Linked DNA regions of Mus musculus: region 2 is linked to region 1. The links are chromatin loops, found by intact Hi-C in ENCODE. Cell type or tissue: left cerebral cortex. All regions are shown on one strand. Links, peaks and the distances in the headings refer to the core of each region. The heading gives the core; the rest is flanking DNA.

What was found. Hi-C counts contacts between places; a loop is a spot of excess contacts. Peaks named below come from ENCODE experiments on the same cell type or tissue, not always from the same donor. Only the 100,000 strongest peaks of a DNase experiment are listed, where the experiment ranks them.
Region 2: a loop joins it to region 1, with 6 times the contacts of the local background. A loop is called at or near these places in 16 of 42 quality-filtered maps.

What each region holds. Positions count from the first base shown.
Region 1 is chr1:134,633,728-134,644,604 of GRCm38, reverse strand. No RefSeq gene overlaps it. Among named protein-coding and RNA genes, the nearest start is that of Syt2, 70 kb to the left of the region's middle. In left cerebral cortex, for the core only: CTCF peaks have their summits at 2,892 (motif pointing left), 5,900 (motif pointing left) and 7,720 (motif pointing left); DNase peaks (open chromatin) are centred at 6,334, 7,712, 8,066, 8,746 and 3 more places; H3K27ac peaks cover 241 bases.
Region 2 is chr1:134,849,029-134,859,905 of GRCm38, reverse strand. All of the region lies in intron 13 of Ppp1r12b (protein phosphatase 1, regulatory subunit 12B), which reads left to right. It overlaps LOC115487658 (a small nucleolar RNA gene), which reads right to left and starts at 9,177; the gene lies at 9,038-9,177. In left cerebral cortex, for the core only: a CTCF peak has its summit at 5,376 (motif pointing right); a DNase peak (open chromatin) is centred at 5,381.

The DNA of each region.
Region 1 (10,877 bases), core at 1,928-9,927:
ATTATAAACCTAATCAGCCTGCTGTCCCTCTTGCTCATTCCCCTAGGCTTCAAGAACTGGAAGAGGAAAGAATTTAAAAGGCACCACTCCCTCCATGCGCAGCATATTCTTAGATCCTTCACTTTTTCAACTGTTCTCTTTAAGAGGATGAGCCCTGGGTACCATCACAGCACCAGCACCATCATTGAAGTGCATTCTCTCCTGGCCAGGGCTATGAGCCAAGGCTCTGCCTCCATACAAGATCTTTCTGGACCAGTGTGGATGGGGGATCTAATACTGAAAGTGGAGGGAATTCTGCTTCCCCTTGGCCACGGTGCTTCTCTGTTTTCTCCTACTGCTCCCCTGAGCTCTTGTGTTCTGTTTTTGCCCAAATAGGGGAGAGAAGCCAGCAGGGAATTGCAGCCACACACACACACACACACACACACGGTCCCTGCTCTCCTTCCTACCCATGACCTGCTTCCATGAGCCTGCATTTTTATCCTTCCTTCCTTCCTTCCTTCCACCCAACACTTGGCTTGCTTCCTCCCCTCTTCCAGGTAAGGTCTTTAGCTCACACAGCTTTCCAGACTTGTTGTTGTCTATTGTTGCAGCAAGCAAGACAAAAGCAGGCCTTCCCCTCCACAGGTGGGGCAAGCTCTCAGTGCCTGCCTTCTTCCGCCCTGCACACTCAGGAATACAAGCATGAAGCCAGAAACACACCTTAGTCCTCTTGAGAGGTTTGCATTCCTCTTGACAACTAAGCACACGCGGCTGGAGCGACTCCGAAGCACTTGCTTGGCAAGTGCTGTTCAATCTACGGGCTTCTCAAACTCACATGAAATCCCTGGCTCCAGTGGTCTAGGTTTGCTTACCATCTGATTCTGTGGACAAGCCAAGCTTAAGTGTATTTTAAACTATATTTTATTTAAGTTAGTAATGCTTATAGTAGTTTATGTGATTTTTAGATCTCCCATAAAATGCCTTAAATACAGAAGACATTAGGTCATCAAATGGGGATGGATAAAACACGGATTAAAATAAAGTGAGACACCATGCAATCCATATCTTATCTTGGATTTTAATTAAAAATAAAGATCCTGGCAGAGTTTAATCCCGCACACCTTGATCCCTGCAGCAGGTGGATTTCTCTGAGTTTGAGGTCAGCCTAGTCTGCATAGACAGTTCCAGGACAGCCAGGGCTACATAGAGAGACCCTGCCTCAATCAGTCAATTAACCAGCCAATAAATCCTGGTGTGACAAGTGGCAAGGGCCGAGCTTCCACGTTTTAGGGTGAAATCACAAAACAATGACGCATTACTGCTGCGGCTGGAAAGACGGCTGGCTCATCAGATAACATTGATTAACAGATACTCATTGCTCTTCAGAGGGTTTGGATTTGGTTCCCAGCACCCACATGGTGGCTCACAACCATTCATAAATCAAGTTCCCGGGGAACCTAATTCCCTCTTCTGGCCTCTGTGGGTATCAGGCCCACAGATGTGTATGCAGATGAAACACTCGTACACATAAAATAATCTTATAAAATATTACTACCAAGTTAGGAGAAGATTCCCAACTAAAGCACGACAGTGGAGGGCGGAGGAGTCCTGAGTAACTCCACGGCCCTCGGAAGAAAACGGCTTCAAGTTTTCAACTCTCTATCCAGCCTATGGAAGAAACTCAGGAAGTTGCAGATAATGACTGCAGGTGTATCCGATCCCAGGGAGTGGAGAAAACTGTCTTTCCCAGTCTTCTCTTACCTCCAAATGATCTTTCTCCTTCTCAGACTCAAAACAAGCAGCACCCCAAACCTTGGGAGCAGAGGACCGCTCCTTGGTGAAGCACAGAGCTTTATGTCACACTGAGCGTCATGCCCCAGACAGCTGGAATGAGCCTTGGCTTTCATTCACCCCTCTGAATGGGCAGGAGAGGGCTCTGAACTATTCGACCCACCCACTGTCCTGAACACTCTTGGTGAGCCAGCTGAGACTGAGAGACACTTCTCGGAGGGAGTTGTAAGCTTTCTACGATGTGAGGAACATATGGCTCAGAATTAGCAATCATAGAAGGCAGGTTGTCTTTCCTTCTCAGAGGGTGTGCACGGACTTTGAAGCCCTCCACCACGACAAGATGAAAAGCAAATCAGCTGAAACCCTTTCGGAACAATTAACCTCTGCACTTTAAAATCCCATCGCCCGGGAAACTCTCCATAAATTGGGGTTGTATCATAGAACTGTCTTTCAGACAGCCCCTAGCTGTGGGAGGGGAGCACCAACTGCCACAGCAGGGAAGGAGCCACAGTCCACACTTCCCAGGCCCACTACCACCCTTCTCTATTTGTCACCAATAAAGACAGAGAAAGTCTCGCAAGGTCTGGACTGATCAATATACCCATCTTCTGTCCACTACACACTTCATTGCCCACATCTGGCTCTTGGGAGCCTTGGTAGGGACTGCCAATGAGGAGGGGACACTGACAAACCTCAAGCTCACAGCTACCTCGTGACAGAGGGAGATATATGCACCAGCAGGTAAGTTAAGGTGTCGTTGGATCCCCGGTGAGAGCCACTGCTGTGACCTCATGTGGAGAGCAGAAATGGACTGTGGGCTTCCCCTCAGGAAGTATCTGTTTTCTGCCTCTGTAGCACAGATGTTCCCTAGGGATGCAGTGCAGAGAAAACCAGACACGAATGGATCAGTGTGGCCTGAGCAGAGAAGTGGTGCAGCCCTGTGGTCCCAAGCTCTGTTTCCTTATTGGCTGAATGAAGACTCGCACCACTTTAAGAGACTCCACTGGCTAAATAGTTCATGGCATCCATCCCCTGCTTTTCCAGTCTAATAGGGTACCCAGCACCACGGTGGCTCACATCTGTTTAACTCTAGTTACTAGAGATCTGACGCCCCCTTCTGACCTCCATGGGTACTGCATGCACATGGTGCCCAGACACCCAAGCAGGCAAAACTCCCACACATGTTAAATAAATCTAAAAAAAGATTAAGTATGGCAAAAGGTAGCTACTGTTGCCATACTAGGAAAAGACAAAATAGCTTTGTGACACCATGGTGTGTGTGTGTGTGTGTGTGTGTGTGTGTAGGGGGGGGGGGAATCCTGAAAGGTCAGAGAAGCCAGGGCAAGACCACAATAGAATTCACACACCAGATCCTTGATTTTTCTTGGAAAGGCAACTGAATCAAAGGCACTGAAGGCATTAAGTTTAGGACAACTCTGGAGTTAGACTGAAGAGCTTGTGAGGCCCCTCCCCCGATGGCCTCTAAAAAGATGTCCTACGCGGAAGGAGATGGAGCCCTATGATGTAGCACTTCTCTAGGAACTAATAAACCTTGGCCTTGAGCCCCCAACACTGACAGATCAAAAGCCAGGAATGGCGCTGTTCTTGTAATCCTAGCGTTTTGCCCAGTGAGGTGGGAGGATTTCTTGGAGTTCAAGACCAGCCCTGAGCTACACTTAAGTAAGCTCCATCCCAACCCGGGTTACAGAGCGCAACCCTCTCTCTAAAACCCACTAACTAAATCAAAACGGCCACAGGCAGTGTGGGCTTCGGGGAGGAGAGGACGCTCACCAGTTTCAGTTCTGTAGTCTGATGTGTGAGTTTGAATCTCAGCTCACCTCTCAGTCTGTGAGGCCCTGGGTTCATTTAGAAGTGATGGGAACCGGTAAGCACGGACGTTTAGGAATTGTTCCATAAGTGCCAGGCAACATCATGACTACTTCTAGATCTGGTCTAGATCCAGTAGGTCACTAAGTCTTAGAACTCTCCACATAATTTGCCTCAGAGAAGTTGTCTTTGCAGAGGAATGTCAGTGAATCTAGAAGCCCAGAGACTACTGGCTGGGGGAAGATTAAGGTTGGAACACCCTGGGCTGGCCCTCTGCTCCTCCCCACAGCCGGGACACTGTATTTCTACGGCTATGTGTGCAGCTCAGGCTCAGCAGCACGGCAGCCTGCAAGGTAGGTCTCTTACCTGGGTGTGGAGCAGACCAGGTGCTCGTGACCCAGGAAGATTCTGACACGAGAGTGGCCTACTGGGACCCAACCTGCATGGTACTAAGGGTCCCTTCCCAGGTAGACTTTTGCTTGGACACTTCTGTTCCTTACAGGGCTTCTGATTTTCTTAGATTGAGTTACTTTTTGCCGAAAACTCGATAACCAAAAAAAAAAAAACGGGCCCAGGCACAGCCCCAGGCACTTTGTTCACAGTGGTGAAGGTGTCTGGAAGCTGAGTGGCAGAGCAGGGCTGCCACTCCCCTGCCATAGCCCCAAGGGCAGCATGTGACCTACCTACCCTCTGAAGCAAGACACCTGGGCCTTATAGGGTCTCTTGAACTACATTTCCAGCTAGAATAAAATGCTCATCCAGCTTAAGGAAAAAAAAATGTTCCCTAAGAGAAAAGCTTTTGTAAGCCTTACCCATCGAGGGGTGGGGAAGGAACCCCAGTGCCCAGCAGAATGCCAGGATCTGGATCAGGGTTCTCTTGCTACCTCTGTGTACCAGCTGGGTGGCCTTTCCCAACCTCTGGTTCTTTTTGTTTGAGGCAGTCTCACAGTGTATCCCAGGCTAGCCTAGTAATACTCATGATTCTTTTGTGCCAACGTCCTTTTGGTCCAGGGCTGGCCAATTTAGCCTTATCAATTGATTCTCAATTTCCTCACCTGAAAACCAAGACAACCTCATTGAAAGTCATGAGGACTTTAAGTTGATACAAAGTAGCCACGGCACAGACTGTCCCACACTCTACACGTTGTACTAGCTTCCTCTCATTACCACCACAAATGCCGTTTCAAACGCCTCTTCCTCAGCCTTCCCCAAATCCACATCACGCCCCTGCCACCCCTTTATGAGTACTTGAGCTAGCTGGTGAGACCATTTCCACCCTCCTCTACTCCTGCTACCCGGAAGGTTGGCATCCACTCTCAGTATCAGACTCCTCCTGAGCCAAGCCCTGGCACCACCCACTGTCAATGCATCTGATCTAAAACGGTACTTAAGGGAGCCAACCTGACAGGGGGAGAAGCAGATAGACTGTGTAGCCGGGAAGGCTTTTTTATAGACTTTCTGGATACTCTTAGGCAGCTTTCTATGTGTAGCTGAATGGGAGCTCAAAGTTGCAATCTTCCTGCCAAAGCCTCTAAGAACCTGGATGCCAGGCATGTGCCATCATTTCCAGCGTCCCCCTGAGGATCTTGGATACCAATCTCATTTTGTGTGTAGGCCTGAATCCTTCCTTAGCAAGGTCACACAGCTAGTTTAACAGTGACACAGTTCCTGTCAATTCAATGTTTTGCCTTTCAAAGCTTTGTTCTTTCTTCTAAGTTCCATTATGTCTAGTACAGCAAGAACTCAAGACCTAGACATGGTGGTACACATAATCCCAGCACTCGGGAGGCAGAGGCAAGCAGATCTGAGTTCATGGCCAGTTTGGTCTACACAGCGAGTTCCAGAATGGCCAGAGCTACATACACAGAGAAAACCAGTTTCAAAAACAAAACACAATGAATGAGCAAGGAAACTAAGATCTATATGCACAGCACCTCCAATGCTAAACCATGTTTTGTAAGAGTTCATGAATCAGTGCAGCTGTCGTTCCCCCCCCCCCAACCGAAAATACAGGAGATGCTTAACCTGCTGGGCACACACACAGCTGGCGTCGTTAGCTTAGCAGCTGATTTCTAGCAATTGGTGAAATACAAATTCAAACCCTGACCTTTCATCTTAATCCTACAACCCAATCCTCCTCCCGGTGCCACACTATAGAAGACAGATCCTGGTGTCCAACTTAGAGCTAAGGATTGTAGTGACCTTGAGCACCTCAGTCTACCCCGCCTTCCCTCCTGTGGACCCAGCTCCAGCCCTGGGAACTAGGAAAGTAACTCAGTCCTGCCCTCTGCTGCCCTCTTCTGTTGTGCGCTAAAAGTTTCCTGCGACTTCTTCAAAAGCTGGAAAACAGCCTACTCTTCTCCAATCGCGCACGCTGCCAAATGGCTTCACTGCATTAGATTCTAAGTAGAAGTAACTGTGGTTGCTGTTAAAGGAAAAAAAAAAAAGAAGATTCTTAAGAGATGGCCTTCCACATCAGAACACTGGAGTGCTATCCAAGTTTCTGGCAGATGTAGAAGACAGACATGTTCAGTCCGAACTGTATAAAGTTCATGATTAAGGGCATAATTTTTGCCATCAAAATCCCATCCTTGGGCCTGAAGAGAAGGCTCAGTGGCTAAGGGTTCATCCTGCTCTTCCAGAGGACCCGGCATCTCCCAGCAGACACACTAGCCAGCTTACAGCTGGCAGGAGATTCTACTTCCTTTCCTAGCTCCTGAAAGCACCGCCCACATGTGGCATACATTCTCACAGGCATCTTTAAAAATCCCCAGGGCTGGAAGGGTGGATGACTCTGTGAGCACGTATTTACTCTTCCAGAGAACTGAGTTCCATTCCCAGCATCCCTGTGTGAGGGGGCTCATGGCTGCCTGGAACTCCAGGCCCAGACAGGTCTTCTCTGGTGCCCACACTCACACTTTTTTGTTTTTAATGACCCACTCTGGAGCTGGAGAGAGATGGCTCAGTGATTAGGACCACTGATTGCTCGTCCACAGGACACAGGTGCAATCCCCAGCACCCATGATGGTTCACAACTGTCTGCAACTCCAGTCCCAGACACATGGCGCACAGACACACATGCAGGAAGAACACCCATACAGGAAGAAAATAAATTTTAAAAAATATCCTACCTTACCTACAAATACTTTGTATTACAAGTATTAATCGCATGTAAATCTGTAAGAATCATGTCTGCTCGGCAGTGATACAAAAGTGTTTTTCTAAAAACTCAACAGTGGCCAATGAGACAGTGGGTTTATGGTTTTGCTGTTGTGCCTGACAACCAGCATTGGACCCCTGGACCTACATGGCAGAACCAACTCCCCCACATTGCCCTGACCCCTCAACTCATGCACTCACATGCAAATGCAACAAAACTTTGTTGAGACACAATAGAAATATGAAGTAAAAAGCAGCCTGAGAGCTGGTGTCTTGCTGCACATAGTTCTACCCCAGTTCTTAGTGTTACCGTTCTTAGCAATGGCTTCCCCGGGCTCACTCTACAGGCTGGCCGGCAGAAAGAAAGTCATCATCTCCTGTTTGCATCCCTAAGACCCAGCAGATTTGGATTCAGCTAAGTGCCCACTGCCCTCAATCCTCTTCCAGTGAAGACGGTTCTGGGGGAAGAACAGTGAGGTTTCCCGCGAGCACACCAGCCCAACCAAAGCCAGCCACCCACAGCAAGAAGACCTCTTTCTCTCACCTTTGCTCTCCCTGGGGTCAGTACATAAACCTACCCTAAGTTAGAACTATCATCAACTTGACAGGGAGTAGAATCACTTGGAGGCAAATCTGTGAGCAGCTTCTCTAGATTGCTGAATCAAATACAGATGCAGCCTGACCTCCAGCTACTGCTGCTGCTGTGGCTTCCCCACCATGTCAGACTTTACTCTCAAATGAACTCTAACTTCCGTGTGCAGACATCTTGCTGCAACAAAGCAATGAACTGATCCAGTGCACAGTATTTTCTCCCCTAGAAAGTCCTGGAGCCTTTAAAACTGCTGATCTTATTGAAAGTTGCCCAAACTAGTGTTTTTCTGCTTTTGGCCCCTAAACAGGATGAACCCAGAAAAATACCAAAAGGCTCCATAACACTCAAGGAAACAAAATAGCACTATCTGGTGGCCACCGCTGGAGTAGCAGACAGAAGACAGGCTGTCATTCTGAGAAATGAGCAGTTGGGCAAAGAGCTTTATCAGATTCACTACCTCATCCCTTCTCCAGCCTCAGCCACCCCCACCCCCACCCCCTACCCTTTATTTCCCGACACTACTCCACTTGATTCAGTGAAAAGTCCTGTTTGCGTTTGCTTGTTCAATGGATGGAGAGGGGAGGATGTAGTGATAGAAACAGAGCAATGAGATAAGCAGGAGCCTAAAAGCCTCCATGACCTATGTCAGTTTTCCAAGGCATGACAACTACTAAAAGCTGGTACCCAGGACTTACTTGCTTCCTGCCTGTGAGTAGCCATGGCAACAGTACTGGGCATGTATTCTCAGCATCAGTGAGGCAATGGAATCAGAGCAGGAGGCATTCGTTCAACACAGAGGGCGGCCATTTCAAGACTTACATGTGACCACTAGATTCTTCTCTGAAAGTCTCCTCACACCAGGACCATACACACAATGGTTGGCCGGTACCTGTAGGTTGAACCCTAGGGCATATGCCCACCATACTCAGATGAAGCAGGCTCACCAAACCTCATGGACAATATTCTTATTTCTCTGGAACCTGCAGGAAGTCCTAGGCAAGAAGTGGGACAGAGCAAAATGTTCTTAGAATAGACCCAGTCCCAAAGTTGGCCCTGCTAGGAAGGACTGTTAATCTTTGGGTTCCACATGCTGCACCACTTGCTCCTTACACTTGGTTTGAGTTTGGCGCTAAGTGACCACCACCTTGAGCATGGGAAGTACACTTTCAATTGCAGCAGGAAAGCTATAGGTGACTAGCACTTGTCTGAGAGCTTAGGGTGCCTTGCAAGTTTTGACTGGCTTGGAAACACCAAACAACTCCCAGGCACCTGGGACTACCTTTAATGACACCCCTCCACTTCCCCAGTCGACTATGCTCATGGTCATTGCCTAGAGAGCACTTAAGAGCCTGCATAGGCCCTCATCCCATATCAATTTCAAAGTATAATGAATACACATGGTTATGATGTAGGCTAAAATTAGATGCACATTTCTCCTTTTATCGTTTGCTGTCAGACCAGCAGCCCCGATCGTTTGTCCAGTCCAGTACGCTCACAGCAGAGCAGATGGGAAAGCACCGGCAGGGCAGCTCAGCACTGTTCTACCTCTAGCATGAGGCTTGCCAGGGACTAGCAAACCGATGGTCCACCTTACACTGGAAGGTAAGTGTGTAAGGTAACTATGTTTCTATAAAACAGCCTTTCTGTACAACAGCCCTGTGGTCTCTACTCACCTGAAACAGACCATAGGATGTCACTAATGCCATCCCTGTTGAAAGCAGGTTATTCAAACATTCACCACACACGACCTCACCCACCACAGCCCTCTACCCTTTTTCTCAGAACTCCAACCTGGAGTGGGATTATTACTTCTGCTGCTGGCTGGCTTGACACGTCTCATCTATACTGATGAAAACGTGCAGGAACATTTGTATGTGCTATTTATACATGAAATTTGTTTACAAAGTCTGCAAATACCTTACAAATTGATTATAGCTTAAAAATGGATTTACAACAGCATTGCGTTTTGCTTAGAATGTTTTAAGCAGCATTTTCTTTACAAGTTACACATGAAATCTCTCGAAGTTGAGAAACTTGGGCCACAGGCAAAGGACTGAGGACAGAAGGCCCAAACGGGGAGAAGCCATAAACTCCGGTGTTTCAGTCACGTTGAGGAAGGATGGCTCCAAATGCAGCCAGCCCATAACATGCTGACGATGGGGTCTTCAATGCTCTCTTCCGAAACTCTTCAACAAGCAATATTCCAGATTCTATTTCTGCAGCATTGTGGCAGAAGGAAACCTTTTCTTCTGATGTTTCTGGAAACCAAACCTAAGGCCTCTCTCTGGTCCTTGGCAAGTGGTTTTCCCGAGTTTCATCCCAGCTCAACAGAACATTTTAATATATGCTGACTAGCTTATGTCAGCTACTACTGCTCAGCTCTGGCTTCATGCTTTGTGCCCATTTAAAATACCTGCTGTCCAATACACCTCCTGTTTCATGTATATAGGAATCTATTAAGAGTCAAATTACATGAACAACCCTAGGCAGGACTGGGCCCAGTAAAACATCCATGGGCACCAAAAACTTCTCCATGTCCATCCCAAGACACAAGCAGGTCTTCTAAGTCTGCCAAATATCCATTGCACAAGGCCTCAGGGCTGGCAATGGCTCGTGGGGAAAGGTGCTTGTTGCAGAAGCCTGGTTAGGGTGGGAGATAATAGAGTCCACGGGACTTTTACTTATGGTACGGCCCTGCTGAGAGGCCCAGTTTCTACCACGGCCACAGAAATGAATACTGTTTATTCAGCTAATCACACACTAATCACCCACCAACACTGTTTGCACTTTGTCCCCCAGGATGGCTGCGGCCCCACAGTCCTCTTGACCCAGCATCCTAGGTGCTGGGATTACAACCCCACTTTCAGCGGTGGGCAGCCTGGATGTATCTTAGTCATTCTACCAAACCAGAAGCTATTAACCCCTCTCTTTCCGTGTTTTGATTTTTATATAGGCTCATGCTACTTAATCCAAGTGGACCTTCAACTGAGGCAAAATCCGGGATTCCATGCTCAGTGACAGAATGAAGGTTTGTAGTTTTGTCCGCCATTAAAACTGGAACTTCACTCTCTCTGGTCTAGCTAGTAGACTTCTCTAGTCTATCTGCCCAATCTGCCATCGTCTTCCTGACTCAGGTGCTAACTCCAGTCCTCTCTCCTGCAGGGCCTCTTAAGGTAGAAACTCAGTGGCTATTTTACTTTACCTTCTTTCTCCATTTATCCAGCATTCCTCCATGGCAGTGGTTCTCAGCCTTCCTAACGCTGTGACTCTTTAACACAGTTCCTCAGGTTGCGGTGATTCCTGACCATAAAGTTATTTATTCCACTGCTACTTCATAACTGTAACCTTGCTTCTGTTTGTATTTTTGTATTGTATTTTTGGAGACTGGTTTGCCAAAGGGGTTGTGACCAACTCATTAAGAACCACTACTCTAAGGTATCAGCAAGCTTCAAAGCTAACATAGTAAAATGTGTTCTTTTTATAAAACCTTAGCTTCTGTCAGGCACACGGGTGGCCTGAGTTGAAA
Region 2 (10,877 bases), core at 1,561-9,560, 220 kb before region 1:
TGTCTGTATGTGTATGTCTGTGTCTGTATGTGTGTCTGTGTGTATGTCTGTGTAGGTATATTTGTGTGTATTTGTATGTCTGTGTCTCTGTGTGACTAGTATGACTAGAGATTAAACCTAGGGCCTGTCCTTGTTGCTGCTAGATAAGCACTCTCTTTCTTTCCTTTTCCATTTGTTTACATCTCAAATGATATCCCACTTCCCGGTTACCCCCTCCACCCCCCCCCATCCCGCGACCCCCCCCCCCATCCCATATCTACCCTCCCCTTTGCCTATATGAGAGTGCTCCTCTTTCCCTAGCCCCTTTGTTAACTTTTTTTTTTTTTTTTTTTTGGAGAAACGGGGGCTTAAACTTGCTCTGTTGCTCTGGCAGAACATAGGGTCTCTATGCCCCATCCCCTAGAGTATTTGGAATGTCAAGCCTGGTTAATTGGGTTTTGTTTTCTTAAGACAAGGTCTCACTTAGTAGCTGAGGCATCTCTTCTCAGAACTGTGTGTTCTGAGCTGCCATGGCCAGCCATGATCTTGAATTCACATCTCACAACAAAATACATAATATGATTTATTAATTTTAAGGAGAAATGGTCTTGGGTTTACTAATGTCTGCTTTCCTGAAAAAGCTGTAGTGTGTTCAGCTGCTACTTCCTTTCTTTACATGATGGACAGGAACGAGAAATAGGTTCCTTACTCTAATGAAAGTCATAAGTAAGTTGAAGTCATAAGATTGTATAAAGTCTTCACTTATCATCGGCTAGGCCCTCTTTTCCTCTATATTGAAATATTTCAACTTTTGAATTAAAATAATACCCATTCAAAAGTAAAAGTTTGATTCCAGGGCCAGCCTGTCTTGATTTGTAGCCCAGAATATAGAACTAATCGCTACCCTCCATGTTTTGGGTTGACATGGGGACTATAGAAACCAGCAGGCTCATCTGGCTCTGAAGGGCCAGATGATTTGACTAGCAGACTGCAGGACAGAAATGGCAAGTAGCCAGCAGTTGGCAGATAGCTCTGCAGGGACACCACGCTAAGTAGCAGCTGTCACAATCATGTAGTGGTCAAGTTCATTTTCCAAAGCTCCAAGTTTTCCTTAGCAACAGAATATAAATAATTCCCCGGGCTAATATTAGAGCTGATAGTGACTGACTGTCTCTGCCTGCCTTTTCTCCTCTTTGTATCCCTGCTCCCTTTTCCCTCCCTCTGACCAGCCCTGAATTTTATATCACTTTCTTCCTTCAGATGTCCTTCCTTCCATCCATCCAAGAAATGGCTATAAATAGTTTGTTTCCACAGAAGGCTAGAATTGCTTGTCCCTCTGAAGAACCCACATTATACTCAGCTCTGCTTGCTTCTCAAGGGGTGACCTATACTGACTGAGTCATCCATCTACCCTCATCCCAACCTTCCTGAGTCCTTTGGAGTCTATTAAACTAGGTAGTTATTCCAGCTAATGTGAAGCTGTCTGCAGATTAATTTGATATCATCTTTGGAATGTTAGAAATTTTAAAACATAATTAAGCCATCATTTTTAAAAACACTTAAAATTATCTCTAAAACTATGACAGTTGCCAATTAAAGAAAAGGTTTTATAGTTTCCCTATTTCTCTCCATTTTTGCTCTAAAATGTTTTCCTTGTCTAAATGTCTATAGCAGAGTTGAACCTACTTTTTCTTTGTTGATGTAATCTTTTTTCCCTTGTATGAATCTTGAGCAAGAAGAGAGCAAAGTGTACATGACAGTAGGTGAAATATACATTGAAAATAAAATAGCAGCCGGCAGTGGTGGTGCACGCCTTTAATCCCAGCACTGGAGAGGCAGAGGCAGACGGATTTCTGAGTTCGAGGCCAGCCTGGTCTACAAAGTGAGTTCCAGGACAGCCAGGGATACACAGGAAACCCTGTCTCAAAAAAACCAAAAAAAAAAAAATGAAGAAGAAGAAGGAGGAGGAGGAGAAGGAGAGAAGAGAAGAGAAGAGAAGAGAAGAGAAGAGAAGAGAAGAGAGCATCAGCTGACATCCCAGGCTACCCAGAAATTTTCTGTGAAAGGAAAGGTCAAAGCCAGGTACAACAGAGCACTGAGAATGCTTGAGGCAGGAGGATTAGCACAACCTTGAGGCCAGCTTGGGTCTGTCTCAAACCCATCTCAAGAAGTCCAAAATTAATAAGCGAGAGAAAGAAGGAAGGCCAGGCAGTGGTGACACGCACCTTTAATGCCAGCACTCAGGAAGCAGAAGCAGGCGGATCTCTGTGAGTTTGAGGTCAGCCTGGTCTGCAGAGTGAGTTCCAGGACAGCCAGAGCTACACAGAGAAACCCTGACGCAAAACAAAACAAAAAAAAAAAAAAAGAAGAAGAAGAAGAAAGAAAGAAAGAAAGAAAGAAAGAAAGAAAGAAAGAAAGAAAGAAAGAAAGAAAGAAAGAAAGAAAGAAAGAAGAAAAAGAAAGAAAGAAGGGGAGGAGGGAGGGAGGAAGGAAGGAGGAGGGAGGGAAGGATCAATTAGTGTCACCAGGCTTAGTGGTAACTGCCTTTGTATCTATTAAGCCATCTTGTCAGCACAATATAATTTTTGAATTAAGGTTGCATACATTGTATTTTTAGGCACTGCTACAGCAAAATTGACTATAAAAATATTAAACATTTTGTTTATATGCACTAGAAAACCCAAAGACTTGCTTTATTACAGTGACATTCATTTTATTGTGGTAGTTTGGAATCTCTGTAACTGATAGACAAGGAGGTTAGACACAGGTAAGTGAACCCACATGAAGAACGCAGTCTCACAACCTGAGATACAGGATTCCTACAGCATACAGGGTTTACAAATTAAATGAGATAAGCAGCCTGAAGTCTAAAATAGTGGCACCATTTAGACTTTTGGGTAGATTTTATTTCAAATCGATTAGATTTAGAGAAGCTAAGCACAGAAAGACATTTTTAATAACAACATGAATACTGTCAAGTAAATTGCTTTGTAGTTTGTATGAAATACTTGTTTTCCATCAATTATTATTAATCCTCACAACAAATTTACAAAGAAGATATTCTGAGCTCTCATTTACATACAAGGAACAGGTTAGAAAGGGAACCTGCTTTACCCCAAATCACATAGCAAATACCCAGCGTGGTTTTTAAGAATAGCCAGCTTAATTAGAACCTGTGTTTCTTCACATTCTTAATGAATATAAATAGACATAAGGATGTAAGGAACAGACCCAAAGGTCAACGTAGTATGAGCTAATTAAAAATTTCAGGATCCAGGAAAGCTTCTATATTTTAATATGAAATTAATACTGTCTATTATCCTTATGTTGAATGCTAATGATGCACAGGTATTAGTTTGTACTGTTCATCTTTTTTATTTGTCTTAAATATTATATAGTCTAAGTTTTAACTAATCAAAAATCACTGTCAGATAATTAGGGTATTACTGAGAGAAGCTGGGTTGTGTAGGTGAAGAATAGAGTTCAATTCAGCTAACCTTTATACTGAATGAGGACATTATTTGAGGTCTAGGTAATAAAGGCTGTTGATTCATTACTAGATGTGAACTCCCTTATATGATGATAGATGATATCAAATTAATCTGCAGACAGCTTCACATTAGCTGGAATAACTACCTAGTTTAATAGACTCCAAAGGACTCATAGCTGGATCCATAACGAATATTAAATAAAAATAAATATTTTTCTATATATAAGAAATTTTTTTCTAATTGATCTTTATGCTTAGAGGACCAGTTTCTGGACAAAATTGAAAATTAATGCAGAACCAATCAGTTTTAAAGTCATGTCGAGTGACTATTTAGTTCTGCAAAGGAATTACTCTTTAGTCTCTTTTTCCTTTTTTTTTGTTTTTTGTTTTGTTGTTGTTTTTTTGTTGTTGTTGTTTTTTGAGGCAGGGTTTCTCTGTGTAGCCCTGGCTGTCCTGGAATTCACTCTTTAATCCCAAGTGTGGGATTAAAGGGGTGCGCCACCACTGCCTGGCTCTCTTTTTCATTTTTATTTGTGCATGTTTGTTTATTAAGATAAGGTCCCAGTATATATGCCAGACTAGTCTAAAAAATAGTAATCCTCCTGCCTCAGCCCCACTTACCTGAAAGTGTCCTTTTCCCTCAGTTGTCTTTATCCCATCCTTCTCTTCCCACATCTATTTTGTGTCCTTGCTTAGGGCATTACTCTGTCCAAGTAGAAAACAGACCTCTCCTGAACACGCTCTGCCTCATCTCCCTCTTCCTAGTTGTCCCCCATGCAGAGCCTCCCCATGCCGGAGTGGCTTTAGCTCCTGTTCTCTGCCTAGCAATGTCCTGCTCAGTGCCATGAGAACTCTTTATTTTTTAGCTTTTTAATTATATTTTAACATTTAAAACACTTTTTAAATTTAATTATATTTTGAGCATATTCACCCCCTCCTCCAAGACCTTCCATAGCCTCTCCCCACCTCCCCACCCAACTGTAAGTTCTTTCTCAAAAAAACAAACAGTAACCCAATATAACAGCAAAACCACAGCCAAAAAGAAATTTAAAAACACTGAACTATATCCAAATAAAAGCACACACACACACACACACACACACAAAACAAAAACTGGAGAGTCTATTTTAGGTTTCTCAATTACTCATGAATATAAGGGGTGAGTAATGTACCCAGTGCCACTTTATTGGAGAGAACGGATTTTTCCTTACCCAGCAGGAAACAGTAGCAGTTCGGTTATTGACATTTACTGTAGTGATTGGATTTTCATTCATTCATTCATTCATTCATTCATTCATTCATTCCTAAAAATTATAATAAAATAAAATATAACCTAAAATAAAAACCACCTAATTGAAGTTGGCCATGACAAACCAACAGAAGGAAAAAGCCCAAGAGAAGGCACAAGAATCAGAGACCCACTCATTCACAAACTCAGGAACCCCATAGTTGTCTGAGTCTGGGATACCTCTCTCAGTGATTTTCTTAGTTTCATTCATTTGCCTACAAGTTCATTCTTCTCTTAAAGGACATCTAGGTTGTTTCCAATTTCTTGCTTTATGTTCATGGTTGAGCAAGTTTGTCTGTGGTAGGAGGAAGCTTTTCAGTTTCATGAGGTCCCATTTATATATTGTCGGTCATAGTGCCTGTGCTAATGGTGGTGTGTTCAGAAAGTCTGCCAGTGAGAGCTCCTTCATTTTAAATACCACTGCTTACTACTTCTGCTCTCCAGCTCCAGGCTGAACCCAGAATTCTCTTCACAGTGCTCTTAGGACAGTTTTGACCAATTAAATGGCAATGTGTTCCTTTTTGTCCCTGCACTGTGAACTTGTGAGGTGGCTTTTTAAGTGAATTTTCTTATCACAGAGCTGAATAAGTAGACACTGGATCAGTTGTAGGATCTTCTCTGCCCTCCAGGTGGCAGCAGAGGAAAGCCAGTTGAACTATTTGGATGTATGACATCAAAGAATCTAGTTTGTGTTTGAATCAATTTTCAGAGGAGCACATCTCCCATATTCCATTTTAACTCTTTTAATATTGGAAAGCAAATAGCTTCTAGCACATGAAGGCCCTTGTGGATTTCCTGGTACTTCTTCAGAGGACAGCAACCAACACAGGGTAGATTGCTCCCTGGCTTTCGAGTAGGATGCATACTTTACCTTTCAACAAAGCAGTTGATGTCTTCCAGGCAAGCTTTGTAACCTTTCTAGTCCGAGCTTCTCCACAGGCTAGCTAGTTTGAGTTAGGGAATATATAGATAGCATAAAATTCTAAAATTATGGGATCCTGAGTTATCAGTGACTGTCTAATGAATGTCCGTGTGCTTGGTGGTGTGCTCAGAGTATCGGTATAGTAGAAAGGGGATGTGCCATACCTTGTACTCTCAGGGTTGAGAATCTATAATACACTCATTTCCTCCCTCAGTTCAGCATTATGTGCAGGCAAATATATTAGGATTTCAGAAAAAAGCAAGGTGAATGATGGAGGATCGTGTAATTAGAATAGGCTTCATGGAGGTAGAATTTGAGTCAGCATTTATATATATGAAAGGCTTAGACTAGAGGAATTAATGATTTTGAAAGTTTACTGTATGCCCCATCTGCTTTTCCCCATAGTGCATGTTGAGAATCAGATAGGATAAAGAACTTTTGAGTAATCAGAATTAGTAATGAAAAAAGCCGGAATTTAAAACCACCGTCAGGACTCTGCTGCCATTCTTTGACCTCAGCAGGACCACAAAGGTATCTCAGAGGTGGGCCTGAGCTGGACCATTCCACACCAAGAGCTTGCCAATGTGAGCATGATGCCCGGATCTCCTGATGTCTCTGAGGGACTGGCCATAGCGTTCCATGGAAATTCGTATTAGGGAGCAGTCAGTTCGGGATACACAGCAAATGGAGACTTTCTATTTTCTTTCAAATCTGATGGAAAGTGCAGGGCTTCAGAAAATCAGAAGAGAAGTTGCTTTGTACATGTTGGGTCAGGATGCTCGCTCTGGAACATTGGGTAAGAGAGTTCTGTTTAAGAAGTTTTTACAAATAGGGCTTAGCTGAGGGCAGTCACCCGGACGATTGTTCCTGTTCCTCTTTAAATAACAATCTTTTTTCCTCGGGGTCTTAAAGTAACTCTGGGCACTATATTACTCTTTGATTTATTTCCTCTTAGGAAATCCCAGTCTCCTAACCTGAGGCGGGTGGATGGAGGGTGTGTTTCAGGGTCCCCATGCTCTGGTGCTGAAAATGGCCCGCTGACCACTGGCATGGATGTAAACTGTAGTGGCACTTCAAGTGTCCTTCAGGAGCCAATGTCCATTATAATGAAGTGAGCTGTGTTCAACTTATGGTACACACGATTCATAAATAATGGGAAGTAACCCACAGCTCTCTGACAGATGTGCTCTGACAGATAAGATTTGTCCTAAGCAGGCACCATTCTCCCACACTGTACACTGACGCTACCAGCTTCACCCTGCTTAGCTGTGTGCTGCTCTTGGAAAAGCCCTCTGACTTTACTGTTTACTCCCTAGCTTCTTACTCACTCTTCAGCCTACTAAAATAGAAGTTCTTCTCCACCTGCCAGCCAGTGACATTGCTCTGCCAAAAGCCATGTCCTCCTCTTCCTTCTTTTTTTTTTTTAATTTTTTTTTTGATTCTTTGTGAGTTTTACCTCATCTACCCCAGTCCCACTCATCTCACTCATATCTGCTCTTTACTCTTGCAACCCCCCCCCCAAAGAAAACACACACGCACACACACACAAAGCATAGAAAAATATCTCATCATGGAAGCTGGAGTATGTCACAGTGTGTCCCATAGTATATCCCTCTGACCACACATCTTTACTTGCAAATGGTTCGAGGTTTCTGGCTTCTCTGACACCATCAATATTGAAACCTCAGGATAATGAGAGGTGCTGCATAAGGGAAACCCAGGTTATCTCAAGAACATTACTGACCCATGCATACATCAAGAGCCAGCTCCATTGTGCTTTCAGTCAAGGTGCCCAATTTCCCAAGTGCTGCATTCGGTGAGGGGTGGGGCCAGCTCTAGTGCTCACAAATCCCCGGGGCTGGCTCACTCTTGGCATTCACCATCAGGGCCAGCTCCACTGTATTACATAGGCGTCTGCTTTCCCTAGTGCTGCAGCCACTGAAGGGACCAGGCTAGCTCTCCTGCTATCATGGCTAACTCTATTGACTATTGCAGGTGATGAGGGAGGATGGCAGAAATCCCTGTGCGCCCATGCCACCTCACCACAGATGAGAGGCAGGGCCAGCTCACTAGCTCTCATGACCCCAGGGCCAGCTTTCCCAACTGCCACAGGTGGTGAAGGGTGAGGAGGGGACAGCGTCACCCCCCAACCCACACTACCTCGTGGCAGACAAGTGGCACAGCCAGCTCTCCCTTGCTCTTGCCTTCAGGACTGGCTCACCCATGCCCCCTCGACCAGACCAGAACTGCCTAGGCAAGGTGCAGCACCTGCTCTCCCAGGTGCTACAGCTAACAAGAGACAGGGCCAGCTCACCTGCTCTCCTGACCCCAGGGCTAGTTCTCCTGACTTCTGCAAATGGTGAGGGGCAAGAGGTGGGGCATCACCCCTGCATTCATTAAGGCAGAGCCAGCTCTCCTGTGTTCTGGTCCTGGGTCTGGCTTACCTATGCCCTCTTGACCAGGGCCAGCCTTACTGTGCTGGTCAGGCAAGGTGCAGGGCCTGCTCTCCCGACCGCGGCAGGTGATGACAGGTGAGGGTATCACCCCCATGCTCATGCTACCGGTGTCAAGGTAGCTCTCTACACTCTGGCCCTCAAGGCTGGCTCACCTGTACCACCACCACCAGGTTCAGCTCTGCTGTGCTGTCCACACAAGATGCAGGGCCACTTCCACTGTGTAGCCTGAGAAAGGCACACAGCCCGCTCTCCAGAGTGTTACTGCCAGTGAGAGGTGGGGCCAGCTCTCCAGAGCTCTGGTGCTGTGAGAGATGGGTACAGTTCTGCGCAGTCCCTGGATATCCATGTGGTCCCCAGTGGGTGCTCATATTCTCTAGTTGTAATATGAGCCATAGACAGCAACCCCAACCCCTCCCATCATGGCCGTCAGCAGGCAGCTCAGGCTGGGATCTCACCGTGGCCCCAGGTGACAGGGCTAGCCACTCATAACAGGCTACTCCTCTCCACGAGGAGTCTTCAGTTCCATCTCTCTATAATGTTCAAGCTGCCCCACTTCTCTTTCTCTCCCATCTGTTCACTACATATGAACACATTATGGTGGCTCCTGCTACAGACTGGCTATATGGCTGGCTGGGCCCTGGGCGACATCCTCAATCCACTAGGCACTAGAGGGAAAGCTTGTAGGTGATACAGTCCTCCATAAGTCTCTGTCTGTCTTCCTCCTCTCTCAATATACTACATGGTAGTACCAAGATTGTATGTGTATGTAGCCCACCTTTGCTGTGGGGTGGAGGGCAGGTCTGTGGGTGTCTTCCCCTTCCTACACTTTGTGGCATGACAGAAGGCAGTTCTCTGACTGTCTCCCTCCTCCCATGCCATCCTGCCTAGATTGGGTTTGATTTTTATGAGTCCTAGGCATAAAACAGCTTTGGCCACTAAGCCAAGCATCAAGCTAGGATGAACAAAGGACTGCCATCTGCTTCGCCCTGACTGATCTAAGAACACCACCAACATGGTGTCCGGTTGACCATTGCCAGGGGGTGTCCACGTCCTTCTTAATGATTGGATTCCAGGGTCTCTTCATCTTTAACCATGAACTCTCAGCAGCACTTTATAAAGTTTACCACTGTTTTTTAAAAATTGTCCTGCCATGACCTCTCAGGTACTGTTCTTTTGTGGCTCCCCTTTCTCATTCTGAAGTTTCTTTGTGTCGTTTCAGTTCCTCTTCTGTAATAAGCAAGTGTTTCCCTTCCTTCTGTTCCCAGGGCTCTTTCTCTTTAACAGATCTACTCTAGCTGTTTCATCTGTCAGTGTTCTGTCCTGGATCTCTGGTGCTCCTCAAAATGCATAGAAGGAGTAAGGGAAGAGCTTGGCTTGCTTGCTAGACATTCTACAGAAGTACATATGTGTGGCTTTTATTCTCCTGTCCCTTAGCCCGTCACCCTTACTTCTTTATCTGTTTCAAGTATCATGGAAGATTTCTTTTAGGGTTCTCAAGTCCCCTAAGAAAGTCTAAAGACAAACTAGACTAGTTTCTAGACTTTAAAACAGAGAAAGTCTTTTCTTATGTATTAAAAAAAAATGCTATCCTACATATATGCTACCAAATTGAGAAATCCAGACATCACACTAGAAGAGTTTGCTGGTAGAGAGCCTTTCTTAGTTAGGGTTTTACTGCTATGAACAGACACCATGACCAATGCAAGTCTTATAAAGGACAACATTTAATTGGGGCTGGCTTACAAGTTCAGTGGTTCAGTCCATTATCATTAAGGCAGGAGCATGGCAGCATCCAGGCAGGCCTGGAGCAGGAAGAGCTGAGAGTTCTACACCTTCATCTGAAGGCTGCTAGCAGAATACTGGCTTCCAGGCAGCTAGGATGAGGGTCTTAAAGCCCACATCCACAGTGACACACCTACTCCAACAAGGCCACACCTCCAATTAGAGCCACTCCCTGGGCCAGGAATATTCGAACCATCCCAGAGCCAAAGCCAACACTTGGCAGAGCCCTTTCCTACTTCGCTCACATTCCCTGTGAGCAAGTCCTCACTTTCTCCTTAGAGATCCCCCGGGTTCTATCTGGGGATGCAGCCTAGTGGAGAGTGCCTGCTTGGTATGTAGTGGGCCCTGAGTTTGATCCGTGTACATCTAAAACCAAAACTCTTTCCATTTTCCGTTCTTCTTCTGTAGTGTTATGTTAACTCAGGCCCTGCCATTGAACCTGTGGCTCTCATATCCCCTTCTTTCCCCTCCCCCCAAGGCTGTGCTCTGCTGTTAGCACCAGGTCACTGGCGCCTACTCAGACCTGAGACTGTGCTCCATGAAGTGTGCCCCCCCCAGCTCCCCAGGAAGCCTCTTAACGCCTTAACTCTCCTGTGGTGTTTCATTCCTTAGCCCCTCGAAGAATAACAGGTTTTCTCTCCAGAAGAATCTTTGGCATCTTTGGTCTTGAATATTGATTATCAGTGTGTACATCTTCCCAGAAGATTCTGCTCAAGATCAAGGCTTCTTCATCTTTATCTATAGTATCCAGGGTAGATAAAACAAAAGTAAGGTGGGAAAATGACCAAAATGAATGAGAAGGAGAGTGAATGAACCAACGCAGTGCCAGCTAAACTAGGAAGTAGCAAGATACCAAATGAATAGGAATTTAGCATAATAAGGCACATAACTGGGAGTCATAACCCAGTTCCATTTTTCACGCATAACCTTAATTCAGTTCACTAATTATTTGGAGTACCC